Regions from separate parts of the Homo sapiens genome. Here all the other regions are linked to region 1. Evidence: chromatin loops called from intact Hi-C (ENCODE). Cell type or tissue: MCF 10A. All regions are shown on one strand. Each heading gives the region's core, and the rest is flanking DNA. Links, peaks and the distances in the headings are about the cores only.

Region 1 (10,321 bases), core at 1,282-9,281:
GGAGTGCAATAATTGCTTAATACTATAAATAAGTCAAAGGACAAAAACCATATAATTATCTCAAAAGATACTAAAATGAATTTGAAAATTAATAATCTATTCATTAGGAAAAAGTAAATAACTTTCAAAAACCAGAACTAGAGAAAATTCTTTTAGTATGCAAGTAAATAAATATTCTAAAATAATGACATTACATGTAAATCTTTAGAGTGATTTCCATAAGCAAAAAATAAGTGAAGATATCCAAAATCATTCTTGATCTGATAGAGCTATGCAAATGGAGAGGACAAATTGTCATTATATTGGAAGACAATATTGGAATATTCCAATATTATATTGGAAACAATTAAAATTGTTTACTCAAAAGTCGTAAAGATTTAATTGAAAATCTCTTCAATTTTAGTATTCAAATGTAAGATACATAAACATCCACACTTTCTTCTATATCATAAAATATGTTAGAAAATACAATAGAATAGATATTCCATTAACAATAACATTACACATATATAGAATTCCTAGAAATATACAGAATTCCTAGAAATAACCCAAAAACAAAATGTGAAGGACCTATATAAAAAAAAACACACTTTTTTTTTTTTTCCCTGAGACAGAGTTTCACTCTTTTTGCCCAGGCTGAAGTGCAACAGCACGGTCTCAGCTCACTGCAACATCTGCCTCCCGGGTTCAAGCAATTCTCCTGCCTCAGCCTCCCAAGTAGCTGGGATTACAGGCACATGCTACCATGCCTGGCTAATTTTTGTACTTTCAGTAGAGACTGGGTTTTGCCATGTCTCGAAACCAACCTGGTCTCAAACTCCTGACCTCAGGTGATCCTCCCACTTTAGGCCCCCAAAGTGCTGGTATTACAGGCGTGAGCCACCATGCCCGGCTACAAGACACTTTTTTTTTTTTTTACTATAAAATGTAAAGAAGAAGGAGAAAAAGGTATAAAATGTAAAGAAGAAGGAGAAAGGGAGTAAAAGAGAACAAAACATGTTCAGAGACACATATTTTCTTCATTTTTTCCCAAATTAATTCATAAAATTTTCACAACTTTCATCAAAATACCTGACTAAAATCCAAATTATTTTTCAGGACCTACAGAATCCAGCATTGTCTGGCCCCCAGCTGCCGACTACATCTCTGCCCTCATCACCTACTCACCCCCTACTGCCTCCAACCACAGGGCCTTCCCACTCTTCCTCCAGAACACCAGGCTCTCTACCACATTAAGACTTCTGTACCTGTGTTCCCTCCACCTGTAGCTATTCCTTCCCACCCACTCTGCTACTTTATTCAAAGGCCACCTCTTCAAAGAAACATTATTGGACATCATTAGTATCATACTCCTCATTTTCTTTCTGTACCCTACTTTTTCTCTTTGTCACACCTATCACTACCTGACATTGCACTGTATATCCATTCCTGTTTTTGTCTCTTGTCTGTCTCTTCAAAGAGAATGTGGACCCCATGAGAGCAATGACCACCTGCCTTGTACACAGTGACATCTCATTCACTCCCCAGCACCTGGAATAATGAATGTCTGGCACACAGAAGGACTCCACCAATATTGGTTTAATGATGTAATGAAAAATCCCAACTAGATAAAATTATTCCAAGTTTATTTTGGAATTAGAAAAGATAATAAAATATTTTTAATGCAGTAATAAAGTTGTCTTGCTTCACCAAATATTAACATTTATTTCGAAATCACAGTAATTAAGTCAATTTTATACTGGTCTAGGGGCAGGCAGAATAATAAAACAATATAGACAAGCCCAAAATAACCATAGTTCATAGAATAACCTAGTATATAAATAGCCAACATCATAAAACAATGGAGAAAGTCGAGCATTAGTTAACAAAGGATGTAAGATAAACTGACAAACTTTTGGGAGAAAAAAAAAGCTATTGTATTTATTTTTTAATTATTTATTTTATTTATTTATGTATGTATTTATTTTTGAATCGGAGTCTTGCTCTGTTGCCCAGGCTGGAGTGCAGTGGCTCAATCTTGGCTCACTGCAAGCTCTGCCTCCTGGGTTCATGCCATTCTCCTGCCTCAGCCTCCCGAGTAGCTGGGACTACAGGCACCCGCCACAATGCCTGGCTAACTTTTTTTGTATTTTTAGTAGAGACGGGGTTTCGCCGTGTTAGCCAGGATGGTCTCGATCTCCTGACCTTGTGATCTGCCTGCCTTGGCCTCCCAAAGTGCTGGGATTACAAGCGTGAGCCACCTCACCCAGCTGAAGCTATTTTATAAAGTATATTAAACTTTACAGGTCCCTAAAATAGTTTTTGGATAAAACAATTAAACAGGAAAATATATATAAATATTTTGCTGCTACTTGAATATGAATGATAGTGCTAGAAAATAACAAAGAAAAACATGAAAAGATTTGAGTGCATAAAAGTTTTAAGTTTGTACATAGCTAAAATATTATAACCAAAATTGAAAAACTACACAATGAAGAAAAAGATCTTGGCACACATATAACAAAAGGCCATTATGTTGATCATATAAAGGAAGATTATAAATAAATATAAAAAGCATTGAAATTAACAGAAACACAAAACCCAACAAACATACTAAAATGTTCAGTCTTAATGGTAATTACAAAAGTGTAAATTAAAACAATGCATCTATCATTTCAAAATTATAAATGCTAAAACTTTTGTTAACAAAGATATGGTGGAATAGCTTCTCATAAGTTGCTGTAAAAAAAAAGTCATGTTTAATAAAAGCCAGTAATTCTACTCCTAGAAATTATTCCTAAAGAAATAATCAAATGTAGGCTGACATTTATATCCAAGATTTCTCATCATAGCATTTCATATAACAACAAAAATGTATTTTAAAAAAACAAATTATCCAGTAATATGGTGAAATAATTTATGGTGCATTCACATAATGGATGATTATGTGGGTATTAAAGATCTTTTTCAATGAATATTTAATGATATATGCTAGCATTTATTATATATATAAAGTTTGAGAATATGAAGGGGTCGAGGAGGAGGAGGGAAGAATTCCAAATTATATACATAGTTATTATAGGATATTACAGCTGAACGGGGGCTCAGATTCTATAGGTAAAAGAATTGTCACCTTTTTCAACAAAGTAGTTGCATTTAGAGCTTAGGTCTATTTGGTGGAGCTGAGTAGTACCATCTGCTTATATAAATGTATACACAGTAAATGGTGCCTCCTGATAAGAAATGAAATGGCCCATAATTTTGAGAATCTAAAGATTTAAAAATCTGTCTGATTCACTAGTGTGGGAGAGGGTGGATATATCCAAGCCAAAGCAGACATAAACAAAAACGTTATGTCCCACAAGGAAACCCAAATAAGAAAGACTAGGCTGCCGATCACCAGAACTGAGATCCAGGGCCTTAGGCATTGAAGGGAATGCAGGTTTCAGGATCAGCATACATCTAATGCTGGAACCTGTTTTATCTCAGCTCCTCACACCCAGGCCCTGTGACACCATGAAGTAAAGTTCTGTGCAGCTCTTAGCATTGTTCCTGGCATGTAGTACTCAATGAATATTTTCCCTGAATGAAAGAAAAAATGAGGGAGTCAATGAGTAAATACATGAATCAAAAGTTGTCTACATGGACCAGACAATGTTGCTGTGGACACTTCAACTAAGCATCATGCTGAGAAATATCTCCTTCAAACCTCAAATTGCAGATCCATAGATATTTTTACCAGGAGCAAGGACAACAGCAAGCAGGGTATTAGGAACTTCCCTAACAGCTGTGACATCATAGTGAAGAAAGTGCCCAGGGGTAACTGAGTCCAAGGCTGAACTCTCCTGGGAGTTAAGAGATGCAGCCTGTGACCCTCAGGGCTACATTCAAGTTTGAGAAGGCAGCCAGAGGAGAGCAACAAGAATTAGTTGAGGTATGAGTGTAGGTGTTCAGGATACTTGGAACAAAGAAACCAGGGAAAAGCCTGCACTGTGTGCTTCTTTGTCAGATTGGTACCCAAGCCATTTTGATTTGGATGTTTAACAGAAAGAGTTTGTATTTTGCAGACACAGGCTTTTACCAAATAAATTATTTAAATTACACAATAACATGCTGTTTGGTAAAAGCAAAACATCTTGTGTAGACACATGCACAAAATCTCAGGCTTGTGCCTAAGATCAAGTGTACACACATGCACATAGGCATACACATGTACACGTATACTTACACCACAACAGGCACAGAGAAACATTTTTGTATTATAAAATTTCTCATTGAGGGCTTTGAAATGATTTTGTAAATCAGAAAATATTTAAAACATAGTTTGTAAGGTGGAAAAGATAAATAAAAGGTGCACAACAGTAAAATTCCTACTTTTCTAAATTCTGTAAGATTTTATGACCACAAGTTCATATTGCATGGTGTCATGCTATAGAACACAGCACAAGAGAGGATTAATAATTCTCCTTTTTGGATCACCTTTGCGGTGCAGAGGCCTGAGGAGTGAGGTCGAAGAGGCTACCTCTGCAGAAGGCGCTGGGGAGGAACCAGATTGATGGGCAGCCCTGGTGGTGGTGACAGCACTGGCAGGAGCCAGCTGTCCAGCAGGAGCCCCACCTGCCTCACTGCTGGGGCAAAGGGAAGCACTGACCCATCCTGACAGCCACGCAGACTGATGGACCAGCGCATGGAAGAAAACCAAGGCGGACTCACAGAATTAGTTTGAAAAAACCTGGGGGACCTGTAGTTCTCACAAATTGAGTGAGGAAAGAACCTGAAAATATGTTTTATTATTGTCATCGAGACCCCAGTTTCAACCCTAGACTATTGTGGCCTGGGGAGAAAGTTTTCAATTGATTGTCCTCCCTGGAGCTTTTACGGTTGTGAAAGAAATAAAGAAACACTTGAAAAGTGAATGGTGTTAAGTCGTACAGGACTAAGTGGGGTATAGGGAATTGACACTAAAATTCCCTATGTAAGAGGGAATTCCCTATGTAAGAGTTTAGAAGAAAATTATCTGAAAACCAAGGGGCCAGAAAATTTTCATTAATGGGAAAGAAATTCACAATACACTAGAACTGAATAAAATGAGAGAACTGGAGATGGGAGGCAGGGAGCATTCTAGTGGCATATTTATCCTACAGCATCATCTTCATGGAAGGTTCTAGAAAAGTTATCCTAAAAGGAAATGGTCACGGTTACTAGCAAGTTCAATCAATCCTTCGTACATAATATATGGTTAAACATCATACAAGAATTATTTATTTTCCATGTAATCTTATAAAAGCATTCAAAGTCGAGATACATTAAAGAACAAAATATCTGCCTAGTGTACCCATTATTCTGGGAAAGAAAAAATGGAAAAAGAGAAAAGGTATAATTACAAAAAACCGGTGGTGCTGTATTTTTACTGCATTTGGAACCACCACAATCTGACAGTGTTGATTGCCCCCTGGTGGTGATATTAGTGAAGATTGGTTTCTTGGGGAATTTTAACTATTTTTTTCATGGGAAATGGTTCCAAAAGAAGAAATGTTATCATTGGCTTGAATTCTTCTACACTACCCCTACATTGATCGGCCAGCAAATGTAGCTCTTTTCCATTTCTTCCCCTCCACTAATACTTGCTTGGTGCTTCCAAAAAGCCCCTCCTTTCACCACAGCTATGGTAAAATGAACTCAGGAGAATTTGTAGATATAGGCAATAATATGGTTAATTCCAGATGGTAAGAAAATGCTATTACATATTTCTAAGGAAAATACTAAACATCATGAAAATCATATGATGTTAGTTGTGGGCTAAAAAAAACAAACAAAACATCAAGAAAATCAGTGGTATGGAAAGCAGGCATATGGACCTCACTCGTCACTGTGAGACTTAGGCAAAAAAACTAATTTTCCTTGAGGCTGCTTCTGAGTTGTAGTGAAGATTAAATAAGTATGCAAAACATCGAGCATAATTTCTGCCATGGAGCAGTAAACATTATTCTTTTCCTTGAATAACTACTGGTACATTTCTAAATAAGGTTCAGAAACAAAATAGATTTTTCAGAAAATTAAAATGCCATACTGATGGAGAATTGAAAATTTCATTATGGAATAATCTATTTTCTGCCTATTGCATTCTGCCTCTTAGTTTTTGTGTGTATCCTTCACTAGCAACAACTGAAAAGAGAGAAGAAACTAGAACTATCATAGTTTCTACCTATCGAACCCAATAAGAACTCAGTTCTCTGCTCCTTGCTTGTGGGACACCAGCAAACTAAGAGAGTTCATTTGTCCTTGGTGAGATGAACAATATAGAGTTTTACCTAAAGTGAAGTTACTAAATTAAAAGATTATCATCGATTCTGAGATTAAATATTTCTTACCTATTTGGTGCTCAAATATTCCTTTGTTTGAGACAGAGTTACACTCTTGTTGCCCAGGCTGGAGTGCAATGGCAGGTGACCTCGGCTCACTGCAACCTCCGCCTCTGAGGTTCAAGAGATTTTCCTGCCTCAGCCTTCCAAGTAGCTGGGATTGCAGGTGCCCACCACCCTGCCCAGCTAATTTTTTGTGTTTTTAGTAGAGACGGGGTTTCATCATGTTGGCCAGGCTGGTCTTGAACTCCTGACCTCAGGTGATCCACCTGCCTCGGCCTCCCAAAGTGCTGGGATTACAGGTGTGAGCTACCGCACCCGGCCAAATATTCCTTTTTATGAAGCACTGGTGGTGTGACTGATGGTTTGGATTTGAAGGGTGGCTTGAATGTCTCACCATGTAAAAAACATCACCAACCTTAAACTGACCCACAGATTTTTAGTCTATGAAATTACTGAAGAGCTACTGAAACTTACTGAGAGAGGAGAGCTGAGCAGGTTGGAATCCAGAGACAGGTTGACCAGGGCCTCACTGCAGGCTCTGTTAATTACAGACCGTGTGATTTATGTGTGCTTTGCTTAGTGACTCTTAATTCAAGATGTAATTAGACTCTTTGTGATTGAAATGTTATTGATCATGAAAACCACAGATCTCAAAATTCCTGTACTTGCTGATCTCTCAAGGTCCTTCCAGCACTGCTTTTTAGCCTAATACAAGGACATGCACCTTGGTTCCAACCCCACATGATGCCAACTTGGAAAAAAACACTTGAGTGATCAAATTAAACTTGACAAACTAAAAACAGTAGAGATTCTTTATACTCTTGAGCTAAAAGGTAGAGGGACAGACTTGCTATGTATAGGCATCCAGAGAAAGATATTAGAATTCTAACAGAATGACTTCTGTGTCTGCTTATTACACAAATATTATATGCTGATATGTACATGAAACAGTTGTTTCATCACTTCTAAAAACATAAACTGCTAGTCATAAGTTTTAAAAATGCTAAATTTCCCCCTGAGGTTTTACCCTCTTGTGTCAATTTTCTGAATTATCTGCCCAAGGAGGGAGAAAACAAAGGAAATTGAAAAAAAATGAGAAATGAATAAGTACAGACCCCCAAATTCACTATTTTGGTCTTTAACACTGCCTCTCTCATAGAAATTGGGAAGTTAAAATCATATACCAAAAAAAAAAAAAAAAAAAAGAAAAAAAAAATCAGGCTATTCTCTACAGTGTCCTACCGCTGCCTCTCCATATGTAGGTCACAGGCACCACCTAGAGGCATTAATCATCTCTAACTCTCATTTCAGGGAACTCATATAAGTCAGTTCAAAATCCAGTTGAGTTCTCTCTCTAGTCACAGACTTGAAAATTAGTTAATCAAATAAAGTACTCCCATCTCTCAGCTTCCAGGGCAACAGAGCAAGACCAAATGAAAAGGAGACATGCAAATATACATATTCTGTCAAATAATTAGACTTATCTGTCTCACTATCTCATTTGTTAACACCTTTGTGATTCCACTTGCTGCCTATACAGCAAGAAAGACGCATAACATTAAGGTATAGTTCTACTTTGGAGAGTCAGTAGATAAACTAGAACTACAAAAATCCCAGGTAAGCCTTAACTAAAAAGATAACATTCCATTTTGACAATGAAAATATGTCTGCAGGCTGAGCGTGGTGGCTCACGTCTATAATCTCAGCACTTTGGGAGGCCAAGGTGGGTGGATCACTTCAGGCCAGTGGTTCAACACCAGCCTGGCCAACATGGTGAAACCCTGTCTCCACTGAAAATACAAAAAATTAGCTGGTTGTGGTGGCGCACCTGTAATCCCAGCTACTTGGGAGGCTAGTCAGGAGAATCACTTGAGCCTGGGAGGTTGAGGTTGCACTGAGCTGAGATTGTGCCACTGCACTCCAGCCTGGGAGACAGAGCAAGACTCCATCTCAAAACAAAAAAGAAAGAAAGAAAATATGTCTGCAATAAGTAACATTAAATGCTGCCAGTTCCAACTGCTATCAGTGAAGGACAAGAAGTTTGTTTCCAGAAGGTTCCACCTTTATGTGCCAGCTTTATCTCTCAGCAATAACAAAATATCTGCATGATGTTTCAAATTAATCTTCTGCACATCTAATCTTCGTAACATTAGCTGGAGTAAATAAAAAGAGTTCTGAGATTCCAAGGCTTGTGTATACTCAAGGTATTACAAATCACCATGGAAAGTTAAGGGAGAGTTGAAAATAATAAGTAGCTATGAGCTTCCTGCACATAACTGAATCCACAGCTCAGGACTATGTTTGACAAATACCTGGACTTCTAATATATGAGCAACTTAATTTAGAATTCAGCTCAGCTTGGCAGAAATCATGTTGGCTAGAGACACTAGAGTCCTAGGTTCTTGCCCCATCTTTATTACTCTCTGGCTATGGGATCTGGTAAAAGTAGATCCTTCAATATTTGAAGAAACCTGGTGGTGTCAGTTTTCTCAATGTGACTTTCACCAACTCAGATGCTTTGGTTTAAGTTACTGTAAAATAACCATAAGTAAATGTCTGGGATCCATATATCCCATCTACTATTCCCTCACAAATTTGATTAATAAACCTCTGCAGCCACCAGCCTCCCTCCCTCCTTCTCCATTTTAGGACTCAGTAATATCTAGCTAAAATCAGAGACTTGGGCGCAAATTCAGACTGAGTTCCTTATTACTGTTTACTATGTATCCTTGAGCACGATATTTAACCTCATTAAGACTCAGTGTCCTCATTTGTCAATTGGGGGTTATAATAGCCAATAAGCAAGAAGGAAATGAGCTAAAGCATGAGAAGCATTCGGCACAGGGGCTGACACAAGTACAGTTCAACAGGTATGTGATAGATACTATGTTATTAATATTATTATTTTATTGATTTAAGAACCTACTAAACACATTTTATGTGTTAGCCCTAAGGGGTAAAACCCTGCACCCCACATTGGGCAGGTGCTAATGATGATGCACATCCACAGGCAGTTACAAAACAGCATCATACATGCCATGTAGAATCGTGCAAGAGCTATGGCTGCACACCACTCAACACGCATGTGTGGGACAAGGGAAAGTTCCCAGAAGAGTGATACCTCAGCTGACGGATGATTAAAGCAGAGAGAGAAGCAGTGTTCCTAGGCATGTGAAAAGGCCTGGAAAAAATAGTTCAGACATAGAGTGGTTGGGAAGTTGCTCAAGGGATCCTACTGCCTTGGCTTCCCAAAGTTCTGGGATTATAGGCATGAGCCACCATGCCCGGCCGAAGATTTTTTTTTAAGGGATAAATCTATAACAACATTGGATGACAAGGAGGGGCATCATCAATGCAATAGAAATGATGACAAAGACATACTCAGAAAAGGAGTTTGATAAGAGGTGGGAACAATTCTGAGGGCACTCTACACTTGGGGGTTTGGTGGACATGGAGGTAGGCAGAAACAAGGGCAAGGGTCAGGCTGCTTTGGAGGCCATTCAACCACTTTATCCTGGTTATGACAAAGAATAGCCACAGAATCCTCTGTTCCCTACAAGAAAAATGAATGGAAACCCTTGGGTGGGTGTGGGCAGGGTGGGGCGGGGCAATGCAGAGAAAAAGCAGTGTCCTGGATGGCCAGGTACACCCAAGAGGAACAAGGAGCACCTCCCTATACAAGGAGACTTGCGGGTCCTTCCATCTCACATCACGTCCTTTCCCCACAGGTACTGCAGGCTGCTACAATAACAGATGCTAGCAGAGAAAGTTAAACCAAAGACAAAAGCACAACCAAGAATCACCAAATAGTTCAGCACAACCAACACCTTGATATATGAGCATCCATCTAAATATACAGAAGATCTACTTCCTAAGGAAATACAATAAATACAGCAAACTGAAAGTGACTTTAAAAGAAATATAATTAATATCTTCACAAGCATTAAAAAGGACATCATATAACAAAAAAGGAAGTG
Region 2 (10,321 bases), core at 1,503-9,502, 510 kb before region 1:
ATCCTTCCTAGCTCCCCACTGTAGTGGTCCCTCGGTGTCCATCATTCCCATCTTTATGTCCATGAGTACCTATTGTTGAGGTCACCCTTATAAGTAAGAACATGAGGTATTTCGTTTTCTGTTCCTGTGTTAATTTGTTTAGAACAATGGCCTCCAGCTGCATCTATATTCCTGCAAAGGATATGATTTCATTCCTTTTTATTGCTGCAAAGTATTCAATGGTGTATATGTACCACATTTTCTTTATCCAATCCACGACTGATGAACACTTAGATTGATTCCATGTCTTTGTTATTGTGAACAGTGCTGTAATGAACATACAAGTGCATGTGTCTTCTTGGTAGAATGATTTATTTTCTTTTGGATATATACCCAGTAATGAGACTGCTGGGTTGAATGGTAGTTTAAAGTTCTTTGAGATATTTCCAAACTGATTTCCATAGTGGCTGGACAAATTTGCATTCCCACTAACAGTGTATAAGCATTCCGTTTTCTCTGCAGCCTTGACAGCATCTGTTATTTTTTGACTTTTTAATAATAACCATTCTGACTGGTGTGAGATGGTATTTCCTTGTGGTTTTGATTTGCATCTCTCTGATGATTAGTGATATTGAGCATTTTTTCACGTTTGTTGGCATGTACATCTCTTTTGGAGAAGTGTCTGTTCATGTTCTTTGCCCATTTTTAAGTGGAGTTACTTGCTTTTTGCTTGTTCAGTTAAGTTCCCTATAGATTCTGGATATGAAATCTTTGTCAGATGCATAGTTTGCAAATACTTTTCCCATTCTGTAGGTTGTCTGTTTAATCTGTTGATAGTTTATTTTGCTGTACAGAAAAGCTCTTTAGTTTAATTATGTTCTCCTTGTCAGTTTTTGTTTTTGTTGCAATTGCTTTTGAAGACACAGTCACAAATTATTTTCCAAAGCTGGTATCGATTATGGTATTTCCCAGGTTTTCTTCAAGAATTCTTGTATTTTGAGGTCTTACATTTAAATCTTTAATCCATCTTGAGTTAATTTTTATATAAAGTGAAAGGTAGGAGTAGTTCCGTTCTTCTGCAAATGGCTAGCCAGCTATTCCAGCACCATTTATTAAATAGGGGGTCCTTTCCCTATTGCTTACTTTTGTTAAGTTTTTTAAAGATCAGATGGCTGTAGGCATGTGGCTTTATTTCTGAGTTCTCTATTTTGTTCCATTGGTCTATTTGTCTGTTTTTGTGCATGTACCATGCTGTTTTAGTTACTGTAGCCTTATTGTATAGTTTGAGGTCAGGTAATGTGAGGCCTCTGGCTTTGTTCTTTTTGCTTAGCATTGCTTTGACTATTTGAGCCTTTTTTTGTTTCTATATGAATTTTAAAATAGTTTTTTCAAATTCTGTGAAAAATGACATTGGTAGCTTGAGAGGACTCGCAATGTGTCTGTAAATTGCTTTGGACAGTATGGCCATTTTAACAATATTAATTCTTCCAATCCATGAGCATGAAATTTTTTTCAGTTTATTTGTGTCATCTATAATTTCTTTCAGCAGTATTTGATTGTTGTCCTTGTAGAGCTCTTTCACCTCTTTGGTTACATGTATTCCTAGGTATTTTATGTATATTTATTTAAGCTATTTTAAATGGGATTGTGTTCTTGATTTGGCTCGCAGCTTAAACATTATTGATATATAGAAATGCTACTAATTTTTATACATTGATTTTGTATCCTGAAACTTCATTGAAATCATTTGTCAGTACCAGCAGCTTTTTGACAGAGTCTTTAGGGTTTTTTTAGCTCTAGAATCATATCATGAGCAAAGAGAGATAATTTGACTCCTTCTCCTATTTGGATATCTTATTTCTTTCTCTTGCCTGATTTATCTGATAAGGACTCCCAGTACTATGTTGAATAGGAGTGGTGAGAGTTAGCTTCCTGTTCCTGTTCTCAAGGGGAATGCTTCCAGTTCTTGACTGCTTAGTATCGTTGTCTCCTATGGGTTGGTCATAGACAGTTATTAAAATTTTGAAGTATATTTCTTTAATGCTTAATTTCCTGAGGGTTTTTTTATCATACTGGGATGTTATCAATTTTATCAACAGCTCTTTCCACATCTATTGAGATGATCGTATGATTTTCTTTCTAATTCTGTTTATATGGTGAATCACCTTTTTTGATTTGTGTTTGTTGAACAAACCTCGCATCCCAGCAATGAAGCCTACTTGATCATGGTGCATTCACTTTTTGATGTGCTGCTGGATTTAGTTTGCTAGTATTTCCTTTTCAAGATTTTTGCATCTATGTTTAACAGAGATATTGGCCTATAGTTTTGTTTCTTTGTTATGTCTTTGCCAGGTTTTGGTATCAGGGTAATGCTGGCTTTATAGAATGAGTTAGGGAGGAGTTCCTCCTCCTCAATTTTTTGGAGTAGTTACAGTATGATTAGTGCCAGGTCTTTTTTGTACATCTTGTAGAATTTGGCTGTGAATCCATCTGGTCTGGGGCTTCTTTTTGGTGGTAAGTTTTTTATTGCTGATTGAATATTGGAACTTGATACCATTCTGTTCAAGGTTTCAATTTCTTCCTGATTCAATCTTGGAAGGTTGCGTGTTTCCAGGAATTTATTCATTTCCTCTAGATTTTCTAGTTTGTGTGTACATAGGTGTTCATAATAGTCTCTGAGAATCATTTGTATTCCTGTGGAATCAGTTGTAGTCACCTTTGCCATTTTTTATTGTGCTTATTTGGACTTTCTTGTTTTCACAGTTAATCTAAAGAGCAATCTATCAATCTTGTTTATTCTTTCAAACGCCTACTTCTGGTTGCTTTGATTCTTTGTGTGGATATTTGGGTCTCAATTTCATTCAGTTCTTTTCTGACTTAAGTGATTCCTGCTAGCTTTGGGATTTGTTTGTTCTTATTTTTCTAGTTCCCCTAAGTTCAATGTTAGATCATTAATTTGAGATCTTGCTAACTTCTTTTTATTATTATTACACTCTAAGTTCTGGGGTACATGTGCAGAACATGCAGTTTTGTTACATAGGTATACACTTGCCATTGAGGTTTGCTGCACCCATCAACCCATCACCTACATTAGGTACTCCTCCTAACGTTATCCCTCCCCTAGCCCGCCACCCACTGACAGGCTCTGGTGTGTGATGTTCCCCTCGGTAAGTGTTTGGCACTATAAACTTTCCTCTTAACACTACTTATGCTGTATCCTAGATATTTTTGGTATGTTGTGTCTCTATTTTCATTTATTTGAAAGGTTTTTTTTGTTTCTTTTGTTTTTGTTTTCTTGATGGAGTCTCACTCTGTTGCCCAGGCTAGAGTACAGTGTTGCAATCTCAGCTCACTGCAACCTTTCCCTCCCAGGTTCAAGCGATTCTCTGCCTCAGCCTCCCAAGTAGCTGGGATTACAGGTGCCCACCACCACGCTTGGCTAATTTTTTGTATTTTACTAGAGATGGGGTTTCACCATCTTGGCCAGGCTGGTCTTGAACTCCTGACCTTGTGATCCACCCACCTCAGCCTCCCAAAGTGCTGGGATTATAGCCGTGAGACACCACTCCCAGCCTTGACAGTATTTGTTTATTTCTGCCTTAATTTTATTGTTTACACAAAATTCATTCAAAAGCAAGTTGTTTAATTTCCATGTAACTTTGTGGTTTTGAGAGATTTTCTTGGTAATGATTTCTATTTTTATTCCACTGTGGTCTGAGATTATAGTTGGTATGACTTCAGTGTTTTTATTTTATTGAGACTGCTTTATGGCCAAGCATGTGGTCTATCTTGGAGTATTTTCCATGTGCAATTGAGAATATACATTCTATGGTTGATGGGTAAAGTATTCAGTAGATGTCTATCAGCTCCAATTGGTCAAGTGTTGAATTTAAGTCCAGAATTTCTTTGTTAGCTTTCTGCCTCAATGAGCTTTCTAAGGCTGTCAGTCAGTTGTTGAAATCCCTCAGTATTATTGTGTGACTGTCTACATTTCCTAACAGGTCTAGAAGTACTTTATGAATACAGGTCCTCCAATGTTGGATGTGTATATATTTAAGACTGTTAAGTCTTCTTGTTGAATTTAACCCTTTATCATTATGTAATATCCTTCTTTGTCCTTTTTTACTGTTGTTGGTTTAATGTCTGTTTCATCTAATATAAGAATACTTATCCCTGCTCTTTGTTGTGTTCTTTGTGCATAATAGATTTTTCTCCAACCCTTTATTTTGATATTATGGATGTCATTATGTGTGAGATAGGTCTCTTGAAGACAGCAGATGGATGGGTCTTGCTTTTTTATCCAAGTTGCCACTCTGCCATTTAAGTGGGATGTTTAGAACATTTACATTTTAATATTGATATGTGAGGTTTTGATGCTATCATGAAGTTGTTGACTGGTTGCTTTGTAGTTTCTACTGTTTGGTTGCTTTATTGGGTCTGTGGGCTATGTACATAAGTGTCTTTTTGTGGTAGCAGGTATTGTTTTATCATTTTCAAGATTTATTGTAAAGTTGGTCTAGTGGTAAATTCCCTTGGTACTTGCTTGTCTGAAAAAATATTTTATTTCTCTTTCATTTATAAAGCTTAGTTTGGTGAAATATGAAATTCTTGATTGGACTTCCTTGTCTTTAAGAAGGCCGAAAATAGGCCCTGATCTCTTCTGGCTCGTAAGGTTTCTGCTGAGACCACTGTTAGCCCAATAGAGTTCCTTTTGTACATGATCTGACCTTTTACTCTGGTTACATTTAATTTTTTTTCTTTAGCACTGGATTTGGACAGTCTGGTGACCATATGCCTTAGGGATGTTAGTTTTGTATAGTATTTCATAGGTGTTCTCTGGATTTCTTATACTTGGATATCTACCTCTCTAGGAAGGTTAGAAAAATTTTCTTAAATTTTTCATTCAAATATCTTTTACAGGTTGTTTTCTTTCTCTACCTCCTCTCAGAAACACCAATAATTTGTATGTTTGTATGCTTTACAAGATCCCATATTTCTCAAATGTTTTGTTCATTTATTTTAATTCTTTTTCTTTATTGTTAACTCACTGGATTAGTTCAAAAACCCAGTTTTCAATCTCTGAAAGTCCTTCTTCTTGGTAAAGCTACTTATAAAGTTTTCAATCATATTTTGAAATTTCTTAGGTGAGGTTTTCAATTCCAGAAGCTCTAATTGATTTCTTTTTAAGATGTTTATCTCTCCCTTCATTTCCCATATTGCTTTAGAAGATTTCTTTGTGTTGATTTTCAACCTTGACTTGGATCTTGTTGAGCTTCCTTGCAATCCACGTTTTACATTCTTTATCTGTCATTTGTGAGTTTCCATTTTGATTATGGACCATTGCTGGAGAGTTAGTGAGACCCTTTGGTGGTGTCACTACATTCGGATTTTTCATGGTGTCAGAATTCTTGTGCTAGTTCCTTATCATTTGGAGATGCTGGCAATTCTAATTTTTATAGTTATTTTCATGTGGGTAGGATTTTTTCTTTTTCTCTATAATACTGTTGTTTTGTTTCTTCTTTCCCTGTCTCTTTACCCTCTTCCCTAGAGTGTGTGACTGAAGAAAATGATGGGTAAGGTCTTTTGTCTTTGACCCTATAGCACTATGCACTTCTGTTGGTAGATTTTTTTACTGGGGTATGCAATTTGACCTATAAGTCAGTAGATGGCGCTTATGGGTAAGAGCCGGCTATGGCCAATAAGGCAGGGTATATGCTTGATCCTTGTTTACTGGTAAAAGCTGTCTGTTGCCCCAGGGAATGGGCTGACTCCTGGAAAGCACAGCAGTCCAAGCTCCCTCCTCAGCCCTGGAAGGAGACGGTAGAGGGGAAGGGCAAGATGGACAAATACACCTACAGGTCCCCTGATGGCAGGCACATGCACAAGTGCTAAGAGACAGTCCAGTGGGCAGCCACCAAGTACCCAGAGGTATAGGTAGGCATGAAACTGGGAAACCTCCTTAGCCCTGAGTTCCCTGCCTGGAGATGGCAGGGGGCAGCCTAGACTTCTAATCCTGGAAAGTGGACACTCCAGATGGCTGTAGGTCTGCCTGGGCATGGAGCAGAGAGGACCATCCTGCACCAGGATCTCTCTGCATAGGAAGTGTGAAGCAGCTCAGGCTGCTGTTCCAGGTGAGCAGGTGCTCCAAATGCTTGGAAATCTGCCTGGGTGTGGAGTGGAGATGGTGTCCCTGCACCAACATCTCTGAACAAAAAGAGTGGGGCAATTATGCCTGCAGAACCAGGCAAATGAGGGCTTCCAATGCATGGAGATCTGCCTGAGCATGAGGCAGAGAGGGCACCCCCATACCCAGATCTCTGCACAGAAAGATGCGGTGACTCAGGCTGTTAGTCTATGCTAGCAGTTGCTCCTAATTCTTGGAGATCTGCTTATGTATAGAGCAAAGAGGGCTCCACTGCACTACGATCTATGCACAGGAAAAGTGGGGTGGCTTAGGCTGCTGATCAAGGTGAAGGGATGCTCAAAAAGCCTGGAGATCTGCCTGGCTCTGGAACAGAGAAGACCCTGCTGCACAAAAATCTCAGGGGAACAGGCTGGGGCACCCAGCAATGGCACATGCAGACCAGATCCAGGTTGTCAAGCTGGCCCTGGCTGCAGGTCTCATCATTCAGAAGAACTGTGATTGGGGGAGGGCACAATTCCAGTGCCAACTGTTGAGGCACTTTCCAAAGTTCTGGCTGTGGTGACCCCTACCCTGCTCCAAAGCAAGCAGTTCAATTGCTGGCCCAAGACTAAAATGCCTACATGTCCATCATGCCAGCTCACCACAGAATGGCTGATTTTATATGAACTCAGGTTAAAAATTGTGTGCTGTTCTCAGTCCCACATCTAGGGAAATGCTTGCAGCTCTTTCTGGTATCTTTCCCTCACAGCATCTCTAAGCCTCTCCCTAAGTTACCTCCAGGACCTGGGAGAAACAGAGCGTTCTTCCTTGACCTGGGTTGCTCACATACCCAGTGGAAAAGTGTGTCACAGAGGGAGGTTCTCTGCTTCTCTCACATACTGGGGCTTCACTCACTTTTATCAGCCAGTCTCTGTCATGTGGCTGTTTGCCCACATTTTCCCCCACCAGGATCTGGGATGTCCTTCATGATTCCAGTGGATTCCCATTTTTCTTCCTGAATTAAAGTTCACAGAGTTGGTCTTTATGCACTATCTTGCTATTTCCAAGTGCCTGAAGCACACTAAAAGCCTCTAATCCACCTTCTTCTAAATTTTTTCTTTGAGGGGAGAAAAGAAGACTGTAGTGTACCACTCCATATATCAACAAGAATAGTGAATGAAGGAAAAAGTGGCAGAGATTATCTAAATGCAGTATATAAAATATGTATGTGTGAATGTGTATATCTGCATATATAAGTGTGTATAAATATAGTTTGAGACCACTCAGGCCTATTTTTTATTTTTACTTTTTAAAAAAGAACTACAAAGCACCATCACTGTCTGTGGCAGGTCCATTATATATGCCTGCCCAGCTTCCCTTCCTCTTCTTGTGACAACCACACCTTATGCCTCTTTCGGAGGGCAACCCCTGCTGAGTCTCAGCAGCTCTGATGAGCTGTTAGTTACTGTGCCTTGGTAACTCAATCCAAGATTGTACAATCAGAATCTGACTCCTGAGAATTTAAATCTAGATAAGGGCCATACGAAATAGCTGGAACCTAACCATTCCAATTTCCCAGGAACTATGTTTTGATTGTGAGTCCTCTCACTATCCCAGTTCTTGCTCTTGAAGCTTGGTTGCTTAAGTTTGCCTTCAATTTCTGTTAATTACCTAATATGTTTCTAGTATATTTCATTATTTCATGATGTTATCCAGATAGCATTTCTCTTGCCAGCAACCAAAAAACTCCAACTGATAAGAGAGACACATTTTGAGAACACACCTTGTTTCGGTACACTATTTGTAGGGCACTGTTTCTCAATGAGCATTTAAAGCACTATAAAAATCCCACCACTGCATCCATGAAACCCTTTCAGATTGTCATAAAATCAAGAGCCACTCTTGTGTTTATCCTGTTAGCCTAACAAAACCCTCCACAGGCTATCTGTCTATTTTCTAACTAAAGGTTTGAAATCTCCTGTTATGAATATCCAGTACACAGTCAAATGTCCTTTTTTGACTTGCATATTTAACGCCTTATTGCCTGTTTACTGCTTTACATTTATGCTGATTTATTAAGTCACATATGCCTCTATTAACATCAAGTATGTCATTTTTACCTTAGAATATATGCAAGTAAAATGCATAATAACATGGACTGTGCAAAATTATCATTCACCATAACAATAATATGCATAGTTACATGCACAATTCAAAACCACATCTCTGAAGGGCAATAAACAAACACATGCACATTGTAAAATATTCATAAGTCATTAAAGTAAAACATAGAAGTCCCCCTAAACACACATTTCCACTGACCCTGCAAATCTCCTCTCTATAAATTACAGCTAACAGTTGGGGTGTTACATTTGTCTCAGTACCTCAGCAATGACTCACTCATAGCAATAGTTCTTTAGAGGCCTATAAGCAGACTGAATGGAAGAGTTAAAATGGGTTAGTGGTTAAAATCTCCCACCAATAACCTAAAAAATTGAGAGTTATTTTTATCTTACTTTTCTAAGATATTTTTCAAGGTAATTGGAGAAAACAATGAGTATGGTCATATTTTACATTAGGAAGATGAGTCAAAAAAGGATTTAAATGAGTTTCTGATTTAAATACGTTTCATTTCCTTAATAAGTTTTTCCAAGAAAAAGAAGAGTTAGAGAAAAGAATTTGAATTTTCGAAGGAATGTTTTTACAAATATCATCTGGCTGATTCAATCATAAACAAGAGTAATTTCATAATACCAATATTGAATCAGTCATAGCTATTCATTATTACATTCTATAAGAATTTCTTAGGAGGAATACTATTTTGGCATAATTTGAGTTAACAAAAAATACGTACTGTATAATTTTTTTACCAAGTTAAATATGAGCCAAGACTTGATCTACACTATAGACCAAATGGATCTAATAAATATTTACAGAACATTTCATCCAAGAGCTGTAGAATACACATTCTTTTACTATGCCCATGGATAGACCATATGTTAGGTCAAAAAGCAAGTTTTAAACATTCAAAAAAATTGAAATAATATCAAGCATCTTCTCTAACCACAATGGAATAAAACTAGAAATTAATAACAAGTGGAATTCTAGAAATTATACAAATACATAGAAACTAAACAATATGCTCCTGAATGACCAGTGGGTCAATAAAGAAATTGAGAAGGAAATTGAAAAATTTCTTGAAACAAATGATAATGGAAACATGACGTATTAAAACCTTTGAGATACACAAAAGCAGAACTAAGAGGGAAATTTATAGCTATAAGTGTCTACATCAAAAAAGAGAAAAAATTTTAAATAAACAATCTAATGATGCATCTTAAAGAACTAGAAATGCAAGAGCAAAGCAAACCCAAAATTAGTAGAAGAAAAAAAAAATAAAGGTCGGACCAGAAATAAATGAAATTGAAATTTAAAAGAAAAAATACAAAAGATCAACGAAACAAAAAATTGGGTTTTTGAAAAGTCAAACAAAATGAATGAATCTTTAGCCAAACTAAGAAGAGAGGAGATCCAAATAAATAAAATCAGAAATGAAAAACAGACATTACAACAAATAGTGCAGAAATTCAAAGGATCATTAATGGCTGCCATGAGCAACTATGTGCCAATAAATTGGAAAAACTAGAAAAATGGGCAAATTCCTAGATACATACAACCTACCAAGATTGAACCACGAAGAAATCCAAAATCTGAACAAACCAATAACAAGTAACAAGATTGAAGCCATAATGAAAACTCTCCCAGTAAAGAAAAGCCCAGGACCTGATGGCTTTACTGATGAATTCTACCAACCATTTAAAGAACTAATACCAATCCTTTTCAAACTATTCTGAAAAATGGAGGAGGAGCAAATATTTCCAAACTCATACTACGAGGCTGCTATTAACCTGTTACCAAAACCAGACAAAGACACATTAAAAAAAAAAAACTACAGGTGAGTATGTCTGATGGATACTGACACAAAAATCCTCAAAAAACTACTAGCAAACCAAATTCAACAATACATTAGAAAGGTCATTCATCATGACCAAGTGGGAGTTATCCCTGGGATTCAAGGATGGTTCAACATATGCAAATCAATCAGCGTGATACATCATATCAACAGGATGAAGAATAAAAACCATATGATCATTTCAATTGATGCTGGAAAAGCATTTGATAAAATTCAATGTCCCTTCATGATAAAAAAAAAAAAAC
Region 3 (10,321 bases), core at 1,334-9,333, 130 kb before region 1:
CTTGTGATTTTTGCACATTGATTTTGTATCCTGAGACTTTGCTGAAGTTGCTTATCAGCTTAAGGAGATTTTGGGCTGAGATGATGGGGTTTTCTAAATATACACTCATGTCATCTGCAAACAGGGACATTTTGGCTTCCTCTTTTACTAATTGAATACCCTTTATTTTTTAATCCTGCCTGATTGCCCTGGCCAGAACTTCCAACACTGTGTTGAATAGGAGTGGTGAGAGAGGGCATCCCTGTCTTGTGCCAGTTTTCAAAGAGAATGCTTCCAGTTTTTGCCCATTCAGTATGATATTGGCTGTGGGTTTGTCATAAATATCTCTTGTTATTTTGAGATATGTCCCATCAATACCTAATTTATTGAGAGTTTTTAGCATGTAGGGTTGTTGAATTTTGTTGAAGGCCTTTTCTGCATCTATTGAGATAATCATACAGTTTTTGTCATTGGTTCTGTTTATATGCTGGATTACATTTATTGATTTGCATATGTTGAACCAGCCTTGCATCCCAGGGATGAAGCCCACTTGATCATGGTGGATAAGCTTTTTGATGTGCTGCTGGATTAAGTTTGCCAGTATTTTATTGAGGATTTTTGCATCGATGTTCATCAGGGATATTGGTCTAAAATTCTCTTTTTTGTCTCTGCCCAGCTTTGGTATCAGGATGATGCTGGCCTCATAAAATGAGTTAGGGAGGATTCCCTCTTTTTCTATTGATTGGAATAGTTTCAGAAAGAATGGTATCAGATCCTCCTTGTACCTCTGGTAGAATTTGGCTATGAATCCATCTGGTCCTGGACTTGTTTTAGTTGGTAGGCTATTAATTATTGCCTCAATTTCAGAGCCTGTTATTGGTCTATTCAGGGATTCAACTTTTCTTGGTTTAGACTTGTGAGAGTGTATGTGTCCAGGAATTCATCCATTTCTTCTAGATTTTCTAGTTTATTTGCATAGAAGTATTTATAGTATTCTCTGATGGTAGTTTGTATTTCTGTGTGATCAGTGGTGATATCCCCTTTATCATTTTTTATTTCATCTATTTGATTCTTCTCTCTTTTCTTCTTTATTAGTCTTGCTAGTGGTCTATCAATTTTGTTGATCTTCTCAAAAAACCAGCTCCTGGATTCATGGATTTTTTGAAGGGTTTTTTGTGTCTCTATTTCCTTCAGTTCTGCTCTGATCTTAGTTATTTCTTTCCTTCTCTTATTTTTTGAAGGTGTTTGCTCTTGCTTCTCTAGTTCTTTTAATTGTAATGTTAGGGTGTCAATTTTGGATCTTTCCTGCTTTCTCTTGTGGGCATTTAGTGCTACAAATTTCCCTCTACACACTGCTTTAAATGTGTCCCAGAGATTCTGGTATGTTTCTTTCTTCTCATTGGTTTCAAAGAACATCTTTATTTCTGCCTTCATTTCGTTACATATGTAGTAGTCATTCAGGAGCAGGTTGTTCAGTTTTCATGTAGTGGAGCAGTTTTGAATGTGTTTGTTAATCCTGAGTTCTAATTTCATTGCACTGTGGTCTGAGAGACAGTTTGTTATAATTTCTGTTCTTTTACATTTGTTAAGGAGTGCTTTACTTCCAACTATGTTGTCAATTTGTAATAAGTGTGATGTGGTGCTGAGAAGAATGTATATTCTGTTGATTTGGGGTGGAGAGTTCTGTAGATGTCTATTAGGTCCACTTGATTCAATTCCTGGATATCCTTTTAAACTTTCTGTCTCATTCATCTGTCTAATGTTGACAGTGTGGTGTTAAAGTCTCCCGCTATTATTGTGTGGAAATCTAAGTCTCTTTCTAGGTCTCTAATGACTTGCTTTATGAATCTGGGTGCTCCTGTATTGGGTGCATATATATTTAGGATAGTTAGCTCTCTTGTTGAATTGATCCCTTTACCATTATGTAATGGCCTTCTTTGTCTCTTTTGATCTTTGTTGGTTTAAAGTCTGTTTTATCAGAGACTAGAACTGCAACCTCTATTATTTTTTTTATTTCCATTTGCTTGGTAGATCTTCCTCCATCCCATTATTTTGAGTCTATCTGTGTCTCTGCATATGAGATGGGTCTCCTGAATACAGCACACTGATGGGTCTTGACTCTTTATCCAATTTGCCAGTCTGTGTCTTTTAATTGGAGCATTTAGCCCATTTACGTTTAAGGTTAATATTATTATGTGTGAATTTGATCCTGTCATTATGATGTTAGCTGGTTCTTTTGCTCATTAGTTGATGCAGTTTCTTCCTAGCATTGATGGTCTTTACAATTTGGCATGTTTTTGCAGTGGCTGGTACCAGTTGTTCCTTTCCATGTTTAGTGCTTCCTTCAGGAGGTCTCGCAGGGCAGGCCTGGTGGTGACAAAATCTCTCAGCATTTGCTTGTCTGTAAAGGATTTTATTTCTCCTTCACTTATGAAGCTTTGTTTGGTTAGATATAAAATTCTGGGTTGCAAATTCTTTTCTTTAAAAATGTTGAATATTGGCCCCCACTCTCTTCTTGCTTGTAGAGTTTCTGCTGAGAGATTCGCTGTTAGTCTGATGGGCCTCCCTTTGTGGGTAACCCAACCTTTCTCTCTGGCTGCCGCTAACATTTTTTCCTTCATTTCAACATTGGTGTATCTGATAATTATGTGTCTTGGAGTTGCTCTTCTCAAGGAGTATCTTTGCGGTGGGTTCTCTGAATTTCCTGAATTTGAATGTTGACCTGCCTTGCTAGGTTGGGGAAGTTCTCCTGGATAATATCCTGCAGAGTGTTTTCCAACTTGGTTCCATTCTCCCTGTCACTTTCAGGTAAACCAATGATGCGTAGATTTGGTCTTTTCACATAGTCCCATATTTCTTGGAGGCTTTGTTTGTTTCTTTTTACTCTTTTTTCTCTAAACTTCTCTTCTCACTTCATTTCATTCATTTGATCTTCAATCACTGATACCCTTTCTTCCAGTTGATTGAATCAGGTACTGAAGCTTGTGTATGCATCACGTAGTTCTTGTGCCATGGTTTTCAGCTCCATCAGGTCATTTAAGGACTTCTCTACACTAGTTATTCTAGTTAGCCATTCCTCTAATCTTTTTTCAAGGTTTTTAGCTTCTTTGTGATGGGTTCGAACACCTCCTTTAGCTCAGAGAAGTTTGATCATCTGACTCCTTCTTCTCTCAACTCATCATTCAGCTTTGTTCCATTGCTGGCAAGGAGCTGCATTCCTTTGGAGGGGGAGAGACGGTCTGATTTTTAGAATTTTCAGCTTTTCTGCTCTGCTTTTTCCCCATTTTGTGGTTTTATCTACCTTTGGTCTTTGATGATGGTGATGTACAGATGGGGTTTTGGTGTGGATGTCCTTTCTGTTTGTTAGTTTTCCTTCTAACAGTCAGGACCCTCAGCTGCAGGTCTATTGGAGTTTGCTGGAGGTCTCCTCCTGACCCTGTTTGCCTGGGTATCAGCAGCAGAGGCTGCAGAACAGTGAATACTGCTGAAAAGCAAATGTTGCTGCCTGATCATTCCTTTGAAAGCTTCATCTCAGAGGGGTACCCGGCCATGTGAGGTGTCAGTCTGCCCCTACTGGGGGGCACATCCCAGTTAGGCTACTCGGGGGTCAAGGACCCATTTGAGGAGGCAGTCTGACCATTCTCAGATATCAAACTCCATGCTGGGAGAACCACTACTCTCTTCAAAGCTGTCAGACAGGGACATTTAAGTCTGCAGAGGTTTCTGCTGCCTTTTGTTCGGCTTTGCCCTGCCCCTAGAGGTGGAGTCTACAGAGGCAGGCAGGCCTCCTTGAGCTGAGGTGTGCGCCACCCAGCTCGAGCTTCCCAGCCACTTTGTTTACCTACTCAAGCCTCAACAATGGTGGGCAACCCTCCCCCAGCCTCGCTGCAGCCTTGCAGTTTGATCTCAGACTGCTGTGCTAGCAATGAGCGATGCTCCATGGGTGTGGGACCCTCCAAGCCAGGCATGGGATATAATCTCCTGGTGTGCCGTTTGCTAAGACCATTGGAAAAGCACAGTATTAGGGTGGGAGCATCCCGATTTTCCAGGTACTTTCTGTCATGGCTTCCCTTGGCTAGGAAAGGGAATTCCCTGACCCCTTGTGCTTTCCAGGTGAGGTGATGCCCTGCCCTGCTTCAGCTTACAGTCCATGGGCTGCATCCACTATCCAACAAGCCCCAGTGAGATGAACCCGGTACCTCAGTTGGCAATGCAGAAATCACCCGTCTTCTGCATCACTCACGCTGGGAGCTATAGACTGGAGCTGTTCCTATTCAGCCATCTTGGAACCACCAGATTTTTCAAATAAGCACGAGTAATAGTATTTACAAAAGAATAGTTTGAAAACACTCATGACTTAATTTCTAGTGAAATAAATGCCAATAATAAAGAGAACAAATGCCACAGAATTTCTGGAGATGATGTATTATCAAGCTTTGTGATTGATAATCTATATACTTTTGAAGAAGAGCATGTTCTAGGTTTTGAAGATTATAAAACCTTTATTGTTTGCTGTTTGTTACATAGTGTGATCTTCTTGAACACAGATTTCCATTAGAATTCTTCTATTTTCCTGTTTGAACTGCTTACTAGTACTCAATAAAATAGCTTAATTGCCATGGTCCAAATTCTGTGTCCTCCTAAAATTCATATGTTGAAATATAATCCCTAATATTAGTATTAGGAGGTGGGGTCTTTCAGAGTTAATGGGATTAGTACCCTTCTGAAAGAGATGCTGAAGCTCTAGCTCACTCCTTCTACCAGGTGAGGATACAACTATGAACCAGAAAGGGGGCTCTTACCACACACCAAATCTGCTGATATCTCGATCTTGGACTTTTCAGCCTCCAGAACTGTGAGAAATAAATTTTTATTGTTTATAAGCTACCCAGTTTATAGTAGTTTGTTTTAGCAGGCCAAATTGACTAAACATTAATATATCTTGGAATATTTGCTTTTTGTATATGCGTGTGAATGACATTGTAATTCCTTCAAAATTATTTTTTTGCTTTATGTATTAAACCAGTTATTTCATCAAATGACTTATTTTCATATACTTTTGCTACTTGTATAGAAATTCATGTAAACATATTTTACTTTGCTATTTAATTTGTACCAATGTTTACTGATATATTTTCTCACCTGCATGTTCTATGTAGACTTTTCCACATTTCTTTTATCTAGTGGATAGCTTTTCCGTCAACAAAATTAATTAAAATACAGTGCCAATATGTGCTCTATGTTTAGTAAAGGACTCAATTTACCAGTAAATTTGTTACATTTTTTGCCTGTTATGTATCACTATGAATATATTTCTCTTAGTTATTTAATTTTATATATTTATATAATTTATTGAAAATTGCCATATACTCAGAATTCATGACTTCCCACTGGATTTTGGTATACTGTACAATGTAGTTCATAACCAATAGGCCACACCAAAAGAACATAGAAGCCAGTATGAAGGGCTCCTCTTAGCCAAAGATGGAACAATCAGAGCATCAAAAATTTTTTGAATGCAGTGGACTGAAACATATCAACTGTGTAGAAACGCATATAAAAGAGAGAAAGCATTTCCTCTCACTCCCTAGATCAAAAACCTATTGGTTACCATTGAAAGTAACTAGAAAACCAACTCCTCCTTCTAAAGATTCGTTTTTAAAATAAAATATTAAGCATCAATTTTGCCAGTATCTGATTTTCCTATATTTCCGGGTAGCTAAATAGACCTAAATGATAAGATAATTCCAACTAATAAATGTACAAGGAATGGTGGCATTAGAAAAATCAACATTTTGGAATTCCAAATGAAACATTTGAGCCAGAAAAACAGTGTCAGTAGATGACACCATTAGATGAAAGTATTCATGAGGAATTTTACAACAGAGGCATCAGGTTGTCACCACCTGAACACACTGATCAATCTTAGCATCATAAAAGTGGGGCCAGATGTTGTATGCTTCCTGCTGTGATACAGCATGAAGCAGCCAGTTCTACCTTTGAAGTATTCTTACCAAAAAAGTTGAACACATATCTATTAAAGCCTCCAGAGCTTACTTCCAGTCAAATGTAATGCATTTAACGTATATGAAGCAAATATGGCAAAATATTGGTAATTATTGAATCTGGGTGAAATGTAGAGTGTGATTCAATAAACTATTCTTTCTAGTTTTGTGTATGTTTGAAAACTGCATAATTAAAAATAACACTCACACATAATTAGGATGCATCTTATATTCCTGTATATCTTAAATTCCAAAAATACTGCCCCTTTGTGGTATGAAGAGGTTATGCAGATGTTAAAACATTTTAAGAGATGTGGCTTATGCTAAGGATGTCACCCTCATTTTAATCATAATCATCACAAACTGACAGACAAACTAAGGCTAAGAAAGGTGTTAATTAATTTACTTAAGATCACAGACAAGAATATGGCAAAGATGAAATTCATGTTCAGCACTTACACCACAAAGATTATATTTTTAACTCTAAACAAGGGGTAGTAGGTGTTCCATTCCCCACAACCCAATATTCCCCACAAACCAAGAGTTTATGGCAAGTTTGTTTAACATATATTATGATGAACTGATCCATAGTTTCAAGAAAGAAAACCACGTAATCTCAGCATCTGAATCCCACCCTAATGTTTAGAGAATTCTCCTTATTCTCCATATGAGTTTTGGAGGCAGGAAAAACCTACCTGCCACTATTGTAATTAAAAACGCAGGTATTTACTTTCCCAATCTCCTCTGAGCTTGCATCTGAACTATGCCCTACATTCTAGCAGATAACACGCTTGCCCCAGATGTTGAATTGAGTGCAGAATACACCAAAGAAGAGAGGAACACGAAGAATTTTTCAGCAGTGGTTTTTGCAGCAAGATTGAGTGTCCTGGGCTCCAAGTGACTGAATATCCAATGTTCAATGCCAGTGGCATTCACTGTGTGAACTGCAGCAGAGGCTCATAGAGGACAGATTTGCAAGATGGTATTTGATTATGCTGTCTGCATAGCCTCCACACTGGTTCTCCAAACCTCTTGGTGATTATGTGACTTACCCAATACCCATTTAATAAATTCCTTTTCTGCCCAAACAGACAGAATAAATTCCTTGCAACTAAACACATTAGCTGATTTACCAGTTAAGAATCAATTTAGATCCTAAAGTCAAACAAAGCATACATCAAAATAAATGCCAAGTGAATTAATATATTGTTTTTAAATGATATGTTTAAAATTAAGAAAACTTAGATGAATATCTGATCTCTGAATAGAGAAGGTCTTTGTGGATTTAAAGTAAATAGTTTTTTACATGGACCAGTAATTCTATAACTTAAAGACTAATATGATAATATGTTTAAAGAAATATTTGCAACATTTTTGGCACAGTTTTACTATTTTATAGGTGTATAATGTTTTACAGGTTAATAAACCACTAATCAGTAAAATGGCAAAGAATGTGAATACAAAATTTACAAAAAGGAAAATATGAGCCAATATACATCTGGGAAACCAGTGCAGGCTCAACAATGAAAAAAAGCCCACAAGTAATCCAGAATTCTCATTTATTTATTTAATAAATACCACGTATTTTCTAAGTGCCATTTCAGGTAATAATAGTACATCAATGAACAAAGGTAAGCCAATGATTTTGATCTGCTCTTATCTCAAACCTCTTCTAGATTTGTCATTAGTTCTCATAATAGCCAGTTATATTTTTCACTTTTTTTTTCTCTTCCCTGAAATCTGGTGAAAAGAGTTCACAATCAGGAAAGTACTTAAAATGCAGAGTATGAGAAATGAGTAATTATGCATAATAATTCACAAAGTGGACAAACATATGGGAATAGTCAAGTGAAATTTATCAAACTAATGAGTAAGTGAGCAATGGTCAGGAAATGAAAAAATTAGTTACTCCTAAATATAAATAAAAAAATAAGTCATTTTCTAGGAAAAATGAGACAGGCATGCTATTTTGATAAATGTCCGTGACTTACTCAGGCTCTAAAATTATTCAGAGGAAATTGTGGTATGAGACAAAAACTCAAATATTCCTCTCCACAGCCTTACAAACTCGGCATTTGATCCCATGTATCACCTCCAAAGGGGAAATTTATACTGTAAATAAAATTGCTCCTTGATCATTGGTTTTCATTTCTAAAACTACAAATTTATTTTTAACTTGGTGTGATGGATCAACCACTTAGGAAAGGTCAACTTTGTCTTCATGACTGTGAGATGTTATGTATGGGGGTAGATTTTCAGAAAGCTACAGGGCATAGGTGATACATAGTTCATTGCACCACTCTACGATTCCTGGGATGCCTGTGATGTTCACTCCATCCAAGCATTTGTTTTTAAGAGTTTGTGATATTCTGGGCTCATCTTTAAAAAGTAATAATTAGATGAAAAGAGTAATTAAAATGTGTTGAATTATAGAGAATTAAATATTAAAGTGTGTGGGGGAGATTGGGGATATGTTTAGTCAAAGGATACAAAATTTCAGTCAGGAGGAATAAGTTCAAGAGATCTACTGTACAGCATGGTGACTATAGTTAATAACAATGTGTTGTATTCTTGAGAATTACCAGGAGTAGATGTTAAGTGTCTAACCACAAAAAAAGTGTGTGAGGTAATGGATATGTTAAATAGTTCAATTTAGCTATTTCAAAATATGTGTGTGTATCATATTGTATACCACAAATATATACAATTTTTATTTTTCAATTTAAAAAATAAAAACATAGCTTAAAAGATAAATTATATGGCCCTTGTCCTCAAAGAACTTAGAGTCTACTAAGAAAGATAGATAATTCGACATATTCTTTTTTTTTTTTTTTTTTTTTTGAGACGGAGTCTCGCTCTGTCGCCCAAGCTGGAGTGCAGTGGCGCAAACTCCGCTCACTGCAAGCTCCGCCTCCCAGGTTCACGCCATTCTCCTGCCTCAGCCTCCAGAGTAGCTGGGACCATGGGCGCCTGCCACTACGCCCAGCTATTTTTTTGTATTTTTAGTAGAGACGAAGGGGTTTCACCATGTTAGCCAGGATGGTCTCGGTCTTCTGACCTCATGATCCACCCGCCTCGGCCTCCCAAAGTGCTGGGATTACAGGCGTGAGCCACCGCGCCCGGCCAATTCAACATATTCTTAAAATAACTGTACTACCACTTATAAGGGACATCAGTATAAGCTGATTGAATAGGTGGAATGGTTTGTCTGTATGGCTAAGATAATCAGAGTTTATTTCTTACATAAACCATTTAAAAGTGCATCATAACTTACTTAATGAGTTAGCCCTAATTCTTTACATGAACAATCTAATTTGTAATGGAGTTAGAGTGCTAACTATTAAATGTGAGATTGAGAAATAAAGATCAGGTTTTGAATGTACATATTATATACATATTTAAATATTTTTGAGAAGATAATAAAAATATTTATCTAAATCTTCAAAAAAATTAGCAATTATCTAGTGCAAATCTCTACCCACTGGAGCCATTGACACTTTCTCCCCCAAATACCAACTTATTTTAATTTAAGTTGGATTTAGGTTTAGCATCATCACCTTCCATAGGAAGCCTGAGCATAAACTTGGTTTAAAGCAGTAAAGATTGCATGATTCTATGGGTGTTCCCTTTGCTCACACAATAGAGAAAAATGTCAAAATATTTTGAATTTGAAAAAGTGTATTAATTCTAAAACCACATGAATTTCCATCTAAAGTAAATAATTTTTATTGACATTTTCAAGATTAAAAAACATTAAAATAGAATTCTAAAATATTTAAATGACATGTTCATAAATTAATGTTAGACTATTATATAGGTTTTTAATTAAACTTTAAGTTCTATGATACATGTGCAGAATGTGCAGGTTTGTTACATGGGTATCCATGTGCCATGGTGGTTTGCTGCACCCATCAACCCGTCATCTAAGTTTTAAGCCCTGCATGCATTAGGCACTTGTCCCAGTGCTCTCCCTCCCCTTGCCCCCCACCCCCTGACAGGCCCCAGTGTGTGATGTTCCCCTCCCTGTGTCCATGTGCTCTCACTGTTCAACTCCCACTTATGAGTGAGAACATGTGGTGTTTTGTTTTCTGTTCCTATGTTAGTTTGCTGAGAATGATGGTTTCCAGCTTCATCCATGTCCCTGCAAAGGACATGAACTCATCCTTTTTTTTTTTAATGGCTGCATAGAATTCCATGGTTTATATGTGCTACATTTTCTTTATCCAGTCTATCATTGATGGACATTTGGGTTGGTTCCAAGCCTTTACTATTGTGAATAGCACTGCAATAAACATACATGTGCATGTGTCTTTATAGTAGAATTATTTATAATCCTT

The links. Hi-C counts contacts between places; a loop is a spot of excess contacts. Peaks named below come from ENCODE experiments on the same cell type or tissue, not always from the same donor. Only the 100,000 strongest peaks of a DNase experiment are listed, where the experiment ranks them.
Region 2: it touches region 1 in a loop (12-fold over the local background); 68 of 110 quality-filtered maps call a loop at or near these places.
Region 3: a loop joins it to region 1, with 9 times the contacts of the local background. A loop is called at or near these places in 7 of 110 quality-filtered maps.

The regions. Positions count from the first base shown.
Region 1 is chr4:73,014,220-73,024,540 of GRCh38, forward strand. No RefSeq gene overlaps it. Among named protein-coding and RNA genes, the nearest start is that of COX18, 50 kb to the right of the region's middle. In MCF 10A, for the core only: CTCF peaks have their summits at 5,422 (motif pointing left) and 7,615 (motif pointing left); DNase peaks (open chromatin) are centred at 5,422 and 7,612.
Region 2 is chr4:72,499,768-72,510,088 of GRCh38, forward strand. All of the region lies in intron 3 of ADAMTS3 (ADAM metallopeptidase with thrombospondin type 1 motif 3), which reads right to left. Among named protein-coding and RNA genes, the nearest start is that of ADAMTS3, 64 kb to the right of the region's middle. RefSeq lists an enhancer at 5,585-5,879. In MCF 10A, for the core only: a CTCF peak has its summit at 5,646 (motif pointing right); a DNase peak (open chromatin) is centred at 5,684.
Region 3 is chr4:72,880,598-72,890,918 of GRCh38, forward strand. No RefSeq gene overlaps it. Among named protein-coding and RNA genes, the nearest start is that of COX18, 180 kb to the right of the region's middle. In MCF 10A, for the core only: CTCF peaks have their summits at 6,228 and 6,438; no DNase peak of the experiment used is centred there.